Linked DNA regions of Homo sapiens: region 1 is linked to region 2. A link is a contact called in ENCODE Hi-C or POLR2A ChIA-PET data. All regions are on one chromosome and are shown on one strand. The core of a region is the stretch at or near the end of the contact, and the rest is flanking DNA. Distances in the headings are between cores, read along the strand shown.

Region 1 (4,396 bases), core at 1,076-3,575, 330 kb before region 2:
AGAGGCCTGGACATTTTTCTTTTTCTTTTCTTCATGGTTCCTTGGTGCACTATTACTTTCTCTTTTTGTTTTTATTTATTTTTATTTTTATTTTATTTTATTTTTTTGAGACGGAGTCTCACTCTGTCACCCAGGCTGGAGTGCAGTGGTGTGATCTCTGCTCACTGCAGCCTCCACCTCCTGGGTTTAAGCAGTTCTCCTGCCTCAGCCTCCCAAGTAGCTGAGATTACAGGCATGTGCTAACATGTCTGGCTACTCTTTGTATTTTCAGTAAAGACGGGGTTTCAACATGTTGGCCAGGCTGATCTTGAACTCCTGATTTCAGGTGATCTGCCCACCTTGGCCTCCCAAAGTGCTGGGATTATAGGCGTGAGCCATCATGCCTGGACTAATTTTTATATTTTTAGTAGAGACAGGGTTTCACCATGTTGGCCAGGCTGGTCTTGAACTCCTGACCTCAAGTGATTCAGCCTGCCTTGGCCTCCCAAAGTGCTGGCATTACAGGTGTGAGCCACCATGCGCAGCCTCTTTTTGTTTTTAGAGACGAGATCTCCCTGTGTTGCCCAGGCCGGTCTCAAACTCCTGACCTCAAGTGATCTTCCCGCCTCTGCCTCCCAAAGTGCTGGGATTACAGGCATGAGCCACCGCGCTTGACCTCTTTGTACGATATTAAACGTGTGTCTCAACTTTCCTCTTATGTCTTTAAAATGGGAGTGAATGTTTGCCTCCTGGAAAGTCACACAGGACTTAAGCAATGCTAATTATTTAGACGTGCTTTCATTTGGGAAATACAATTAGAAATGGGAAATGCTGGCCAGCAGCGGTGGCTCATGCCTGTAATCCCAGCACTTTGGGAGGCTGAGGTGGGCGGGTCACTTGAGGCCAGGAGTTTGAGATCAGCCTGGTCAACATGGCGAAACCCTGTTTCTACTAAAAATACAAAAATTAGCCCGGCAGGGTGGCACATGCCTGTAGTCCCAGCTAGTCAAGAGGCTGAGGTACGAGAATCGCTTGAACCCCAGAGGTGGAGGTTGCAGTGAGCCGAGATCACGCCACTGCACTCCAGCCTGGGCAAGAGCGAGACTCTGTCTCAAAAAAAAAAAAGAAAAAGAAATGGTAAATGCTCACCTCTGAGAACTGAGAACCTGGCTGCTGTCTTCAGGGTCTATCCTAGGGGGATTTCTTCCTGATAAGAACTGCATTGGCTGGGCACAGTGGCTCAGGCCTGTAATCTCAGCACTTTGGGAGGCTGAGGCAGGTGGATCACCTGAGGTCAGGAGTTTGAGACCAGCCTGGCCAACATGGTGAAAACCTGTCTTTACTAAAAATACAAAAATTAGCCAGGTGTGGTGGCTTGCGTCTGTAATCTGCGTGCCACTTGGGAAGCTGAGACAGAAGAATCACTTGAACCCTGGAGGCAGAGGTTGCAGTGAGCAGAGATCACGCCACTGCACTCCAGCCTGGGCGACACAGCGAGACTCCATCTCAAAAAAAAAAAAGAACTGCACTTACTCCTTTCCTCCCTCCATTTTCATATTTCTGAATGCAGTCACTAACAACCTCAGGGTATCCTTGACTCTTCCCTCTGCTCTCATGTCTAATAAGCAAATTCTGTTCATTTTTTTTTTTCTGCAGTGCCTCTCCTATCTACCCACATTTCAAAATCCCCCTTATTCATGTTGGTATCCTCTTAGCTGAACTGTTGCAGTAGTCTTCTTGTAAGTCTTCCCAACCTCAAGTTTCCCTCTCCTTTAGGGATCTCCTTAGAACATAACTTTGATCGTATTCTACTATTTTGTATGTGAACTTCAATATTGTACCACTCCCTGTTGCCTATAGAATAAAGCTCAAATTCCTTAGTATAGTGGTCAAGTCCTGCACTGCCTGACCTCAGCCTGCTTCTCTGTCTGGTCTTATCTGCTACAACTTATCTTCATTTCCTTTTACTTCAAACTTGACTGCTTATTATTTCTGGATAAAGCCCTGTACTTTTTCACCTATTTGTTGACTTCTCATTCAGCTACATTTTTGTAAGCTTGAACTTGCTGCTTTTAGCATTTTGCATTCTCTCTCCTTCCCAAATGACAGCCGAATGCCTTGTACATCAGTAGGTGCTCAAAAAATGTCTGTCTCTGGTTGAATTGTAGAGACCCATACAATTTCTAGCCCAAGGTGCTTTGTGGCCTCAACAACTCCTGCCCCCTTCCTCTTTGAGCATGCTCTGCATCTCTGTGTTGCCCTCCCCGCTTCCTGGTTTGCTCTTGCCCACTTCTCTTTTAGCTTTATCACCAGACCACAGACAGTTCACAGAAGGCCCACTGAAGGGAAGCCTGAGAAGGAAAAATTCAAGTCATCTCTCCAGGGGCCTATCACCACTAACCAACCTGTTGCCGTAAAGTAATTGCACTGTAGTCTTCCTCCTTGAAAGCTAAACTGGTCATATTTAGTCCTTGCCAGCCTAAATTGGATTTGCACAGGGTGCAAATTGGATTTCCAGTCTAGAACTTACAGGTTTGCTTGGCATGAGATGTGTTTTTAGAGATGTCTGTGTTCATTTTATTTTATTTTATTTTATTTATTTTTTTGAGACGGAGTCTCGCTGTGTCACCCAGGCTGGACTGCAGTGGTGCGATCTTGGCTCACTGCAAGCTCCGCCTCCTGGGTTCATGCCATTCTTCTGCCTCAGCCTCCCAAGTAGCTGGGACTACAGGCGCCTGCCACCATGCCCGGCTAGTTTTTTGTATTTTTTAGTAGAGATGGGGTTTCACCGTGTTAGCCAGAATGGTCTCAATCTCCTGACCTCGGCCTCCCAAAGTGCTGGGATTACAGGTGTGAGCCACCGCGCCTGGCTTATTTCATTTTTTGAAACGGAGCCCAGCTTATTTCATTTTTTGAGACGGAGTTCACTCTGTCACCCAGGCTGGAGTGCAGTGACATGATCTCGACTCACCTTAACATCCACCTCCCAGGTTCAAGCAGTTCTCCTGTCTCAGCCTCCCAAGTAGCTGGGACTACAGACATGTGCCACCATGTCTGGCTAACTTTTATTTATTTTTATTATTTTTATTTTCATTTTTTTGAGACAGATTCTAGCTCTGTCACCTAGGCTAAAGTGCAGTGGCATGATCTCAACTCACTGCAACCTTCACCTCCCATGTTCAAGTGGTTCTCCTGCCTCAGCCTCCTACGTAGCCAGGACTACAGGTGTCTGCCACCACACCCAGCTCATTTTTATTTATTTTTAGTTTTTTGAGACAGTCTTGCTCTGTTGCCCAGGCTGGAGTGCAGTGGCATGATCTCGGCTCATTGCAGCTTCCACCTCCTGGGTTCAAGCAGTTCTCCTGCCTCAACCTCCTGAGTAGCTGGGATTACAGGCGCTCGCCAGCAAGCCCGTTACAGGTGCCCGCCACCACGCCTGGCTAAGTTTTGTATTAGTAGAGACGGAGTTTTGCTATGTTGGCCTGGCTAGTCTCGAACTCCTGACCTCAGGTGATCCACCTGCCTTGGCTTCCCAAAGTGCTAGGATTACAGGCGTGAGCCACCACGCCTGGTCTTTATTTTATTCATTATTATTTTTAAAAAATTTTTGTATTTTTAGTAGAGACAGGGTTTCACCACGTTGGCCAGACTGGTCTCGAACTCCTGACCTCAGGTGATCCTCCCACCTCAGCCTCCCAAAGTGTGGAGATAATAGGCGTGAGGCACTGCGCCTGGCCCTGTGTTCATTTTAAATGATAGAATCTATGGCACTTCTTTTTAAAGCTGTGAGATATTTGAGAAATGTAAAAGAAATGAAAAAAGAAAACTAAACATGGTTATTTAACTTTGAAGAAAGTAACAAAACAATTTGGGATGGTGGCAAAGCTGAACTGGAAAAAATGGATTTTTTCCATTCTTTTCAATGCCAGGTGCCCTGTGTTATGAATGTCACTCAAGAGTTACCTGCCCTGTGTACTATGTGCTAGGTAAACAGCTCCTTTTTGTCATAAGAGTAAAATCCAAACTCTACATGGCGTTTGAAGTCTTACAGTTTAGCCTAAATTTACTACTGTTGTTATCATTATTAGTAGCACTTACCATTTATTAAGCACTTACTTTGAGTCCATGGGCCTTACACTGTGTCACAAAAATTCCATAAGAGGATCTCTATTATTTTTATTTATTGATTTATTTTTGAGATGGAGTCTTACTCTGTCACCCAGTCTGGAGTGCAGTGACGCGATCTCGGCTCACTGCAAACTCCACCTCCCGTGTTCACGCCATTCTCCTGCCTCAGCCTCCTGAGTAGCTGGGACTACAGGCGCCCGCCACCACGCCCGCCTGATTTTTTGAATTTTTAGTAGAGACAGGGTTTCACTGTGTTAGCCAGGATGGTCTCGATCTCCTGACCTTGTGA
Region 2 (4,486 bases), core at 688-3,187:
AAATAGCTCTCAGAGCTTCCCTAACACAGGTCACAGTCAGGGCCTTCCCAGCAGAGCTGCATTTAATCTCATGATACTTGCCCTTGGGGCAATAAAAGCGAAGCTTGAGGGACAGAAGGTATTTCCAGCTCTAGCCTATGACATGGCCTGCTTTTGCTCTAAAGAGAATGTTTTGGGGTTTGTTTCAAACTCAGAGAAATAAAGACTCAATCATCCCCTGCTCAATTAGAATACCTCACTTTATAACAAATTGTTTGTTTTTATGAAATGAGCTACACTGCATGAATCCACCCTTCCTCTTGCCTAACCATCTCTTCTTTGGCCTATCCAGAGGGTACAAAGATGGCCATTTTCTGACAATTTGAGGTACCAAAAAAGAGAGAGGGACCAGGCGAGGTGGCTCACACTTGTAATCCCAGCACTTTGGGAGGCTGAGGCAGGTGGATCACCTGAGGTCAGGAGTTTGAGACCAGCCTGGCCAATGTGGTGAAAGCCCGTCTCTACTAAAAATACAAAAATTAGCTGGGCATGATACCATGCGCCTGTAATCTCAGCTACTTGGGAGGCTGAGGCAGGAGAATTGCTTGAACCCGGGAGGTGGAGGTTGCAGTGAACCGAGACCGGGCCACTGCACTCCAGCCTGGGCAACAAGAGCGAGACTCCGTCTCAAAAAACAAAAACAAAAACAAACAAACAAAAAATAAATTGTAAAAAGAGAGAGGGCTTCTTGGTTCAAACACTGGCATCTAGACACTTTATTCTGGCTAGTAGAAACAGAAATCACTGGGTCTTAATGCCTTCCTTCATCCTCAAGGCAAGAGACATTCCCATCTACTCATTCTTTCACTTAATGAATATTTTTTGAGTCCTTTGTTTCAGATGCTATTCAAGTCTTAAAGACACAGCAGTGAACAAATTAACAAGGTCCCTGCTTTTAAGAATCTTACATTCTAGTTTGGGGGAAGCAGCCAATAAACTTGTAAAAAAAATTCAACTAGTGATAAATGCCATGAAATAAATAAAACAGAATACTGTAACAGAATAACTGTGAAAGGGTGAAAGGTGGCTGATTTAGACAAATTAGACAGGAATGAGTTCTCACAGCAGGAAGGGTCACCAGATAAAATACAGAACGTACAGTTACATTTGAATTTCAGGCAAACGATGAATACTTTTTTAGTCTAAGTATTTTCCAGGCACTGTTGGAGGTGTACTAAAGAAAAGTATTCATTTTTTTTCTCTGAAATTCTAATTTAATTTGGTGTCCTGTATTTCTATTTGCTAATTCTTGCAGGCCTACCAATAGGTGATATTTGAGCTTAGGATTGAATGACAGCTATGCAAAGATTCTGGGAAAGAGTGATTCAGGCAGAGAGAATATCCAGTGTAAATGTCAGAATAACCAGAGGGAGGGACGTACACATGAGATTAGATAAATAGGCAGGCAGGGGCCAGATCACAGAATCCTGTAGGGATGGCAAAAAGTTTGAATCAATCTCTGTCTCTGTCTGTTTCTCCCTTCTCCCTTCCCCTACCTCTCATTCTAAGAGTGATGATAAGCCACTGGAGTTGTAAGGAAGAGAATGACACCTCCTAACGGATATTTGGCTGCTGTGTGGTCGGCAACTTTTGGAAGGACTTAGAAGACAAATTCAGAAGACAAACTTAAGCTTGTGCCACTGGCCTGGGAAGAAGCTTCTTTATTCGGAGGTGGACCCAACTGGGAGCTCTGGCCGCGCGTTCAGGTTAACTAGGCGGTTGCTATGAACGGGCAGCTTGGCGGTTGCTAGGGCTGGAGCGGGCTGGGGCTCCACGCAGGGCGACGCCTAGGCGGCTGGAGCGGGGGCGGAGCCAGGAGGGTGACGGCGCGCGCCGCGCGTTCACAGGAAGTCGCTCTGAGGCCGAGAGGGACGCGAGCGGAAGTGACGTACGTCGTGCACACGTGGTCCGGCGTGGTTCAGGCGGGTGTCTTCGGCCGGGCTTGGGAACATAAAAGTTTGTTTCACCACGTAAGCCGGACCTCGCACTCCGGTCCCGGTCTCGTCGCCAAGATGGTGAAGCCCAAGTACAAAGGACGGAGCACCATCAACCCGTCCAAGGCCAGCACAAACCCAGGTACAGGCGGCAGGGCTGATCGAGGGTGGAGCTTGGAGGAAGTATAGGGAAGGGCTCCGAGGAGCACTGGAGGGGAAGGAGGGTTACTCGAGTGGCATTGCTTAGAATGACTACGAGCGGGGTGGCTGTTGGGGATGAAAAGGGAAAAAGGAAAGCAATATTTGTGGTGGTTTCTTCTCAGGGGGGAACTGAGGAGGGCTCAGTGCACGCCTGGCAGGCCAAAGTGTAGTCAACTGGTCTGAAGTCAAGGAAAGTGAACACTCAGGCTGACAGCCTTGGGTCCTCTCCAGTTGAGAGATGCAGAGAAAGTCAGATTAAAAATGGTGTAGGTTGACCCTTCGGGCCTTTTACACGTGATCATACTTGCCTGCCACCTTAGCTTTGACCTTTAAAATGAGAAAGGGCTTATAGTTTTGGCCCTTGGAATTATTCTATCTGGTAAAGTGCTTAGAGAACCCTACAAAGAAGTCAGTATGATCATTGCAGTAAGGCTGTTTAGGAGATGTGTGTAAGTTTTGGCGAGGTTCCACCTGTACGATTAACAAGACATCCTATGGGAGAGTTCCTTCCATTCAGGTTTAATTAATAAAACTTTGTTTTAAAATATGGTTTAGAATTTTTGACAATTTTAATGCAAGTTGAATGTTTATTCCGGATTGATAATAAATTATTCACTTTGCACAAACTGGAATCTCAGAATGTTAGACCCCAAAAGGCCCTTAGAGATTATGATTTTACAGGTGAAGAGACTGAATCAAAATACAGGAAGTGGCCTGTCATAATTGCAACAGTTAGTGAGTAGTAGTAGAGCCGCCAGTTTCTACTGTTAGAGACTGTTAGGAGAGCCAATGGGCTGTGGTTTCAGCCTGTCTTCTACTGTATCACTTCAGGACCAGACAGGTGATTTAAGGGGCTCCTGGCCAGGTGTGGTGGCTCACGCCTGTAATCCCAGCACTTTGGGAGGCCGAGGCGGTCGGATCACCCGAGGTCAGGAGTTCAAGACCAGCCTGACCAACATGATGAAACCCCCTCTCTACAAAAATACAAAGATTAGCCGGGCATGATGGCGGATGCCCGTAATCCCAGCTACTCGGGAGGCTGAGGTGGAAGAATTGCATGAACCGGGGAGGTGGAGGTTGTAGTGAGCTGAGATCGCGACACTGCACTCCAGCCTGGGTGACAGAGCACGACTCTGTCTCAAAAAAAAGATAATAATAATGAATAAATGAATAAATAGGTAAATAAAGGGCTCCCAAAATGAGAAGCTAGGCTAGTATTACCCTATTCGTTTGTCCTTCTCTTTCTCTTTGAGATGTAAGGCAAGAATTGCTGTGTTGATTAAACAAAAATCAAACATTAAGAAAGTAAGAACACATATATCAAAATTATAGTCTCCATGGTGCCTTGCATGGAGCAGGCACTCAATATTTGTTAAACTGAGACACAGAGGTAGGTATCTTCGTGGTTAAGACCATAGATGGTGATCAAATGCTCATGTACAAATTCTGGCTCTGCCATTTAGTAACGGTTTGACCTTGGGCAAGGTGTCTGACCACTGTGCCTCAGTTTCTCACTCCGCAGCATGGGGATAATATATCTATAGGATTATTGTATAGATTAAATCAGATGATGCCTATAATTTGGATAACACAGTGCCATCATAAGTGCTCAAAAATATTAGCTATTCTTCTCAAATACAATCCTATCGAAGATCAAAGATTGGGTCAGCTTTGTCATACCATGTAGCTTCAAGTACTAATTATTGGAGCAACATATGGAGAAAGTAGAGATTTTTGTGGTTGGTGGCTTCTTACCTAATTTGGGTGAACTACTTGTTGCATTTTAAGCAATGACTTGTTGGTTATACTGGTTGGTTATCAAATAGTGCACTGTGTACTTCTGCCTTTTGTAGATCGAGTGCAGGGAGCAGGAGGCCAAAACATGAGGGACCGGGCCACCATCCGGCGCCTGAATATGTATAGGCAAAAGGAGCGCAGGTGAGCACTGGGTGCTGTCATCCTTTCTCTTTTCCTTCATGCCCTTGACTGCTAGCTGAGACTGATGAAGCCTTTGCTGTTCTCACCCCCACTTCCTCCAAATAGGAGTTATATATTCTCAAATATAATTGTACGTGAGTGTCGTTAGGATAAAGTGTTAACTTTTGGTTAAGGACATGGGTAGCTGGCGGTGAAATAGTGATGGTTTCACAATACTCAAAAGTAGAGGTCTTGTTTCTCACAGCCCTGACCTCCACAAATGGCGCATTAAATCTCAGAGTTAAATATGGCCAGATATAACAAAACCTACAGGACTGTAGTTAGGAAAGCCACCAGAAAATGTGTTTTTTAATGCCAAAATGTAGATCATGACA

What was found. A loop is a pair of places that touch in the nucleus more often than their neighbours do. ChIA-PET counts read pairs that join two places held with the same protein, here RNA polymerase II (POLR2A). Pooled maps may share reads with other maps.
Region 1: a pooled map shows a loop between it and region 2 (4-fold over the local background). The contact joins the enhancer-like site here to the promoter of GNL2 in region 2. A Hi-C loop is called at or near these places in 10 of 50 pooled maps. POLR2A ChIA-PET finds 5 or more read pairs at or near these places in 2 of 52 experiments (B cell and RWPE1).

The regions. Positions count from the first base shown.
Region 1 is chr1:37,920,885-37,925,280 of GRCh38, reverse strand. All of the region lies in intron 7 of INPP5B (inositol polyphosphate-5-phosphatase B), which reads left to right. Among named protein-coding and RNA genes, the nearest start is that of INPP5B, 24 kb to the left of the region's middle. Within about 2 kb of position 2,325, at least 6 of the 41 ENCODE cell types and tissues checked have a DNase peak (open chromatin) inside an H3K27ac peak, as active enhancers do; they include B cell, where a contact is called at or near this core.
Region 2 is chr1:37,593,388-37,597,873 of GRCh38, reverse strand. It overlaps GNL2 (G protein nucleolar 2), which reads left to right and starts at 1,937. Exons shown (of 16, transcript NM_013285.3): 1 at 1,937-2,115; 2 at 4,028-4,112. The coding sequence starts at 2,052. RefSeq lists enhancers at 2,019-2,208, 2,379-2,438.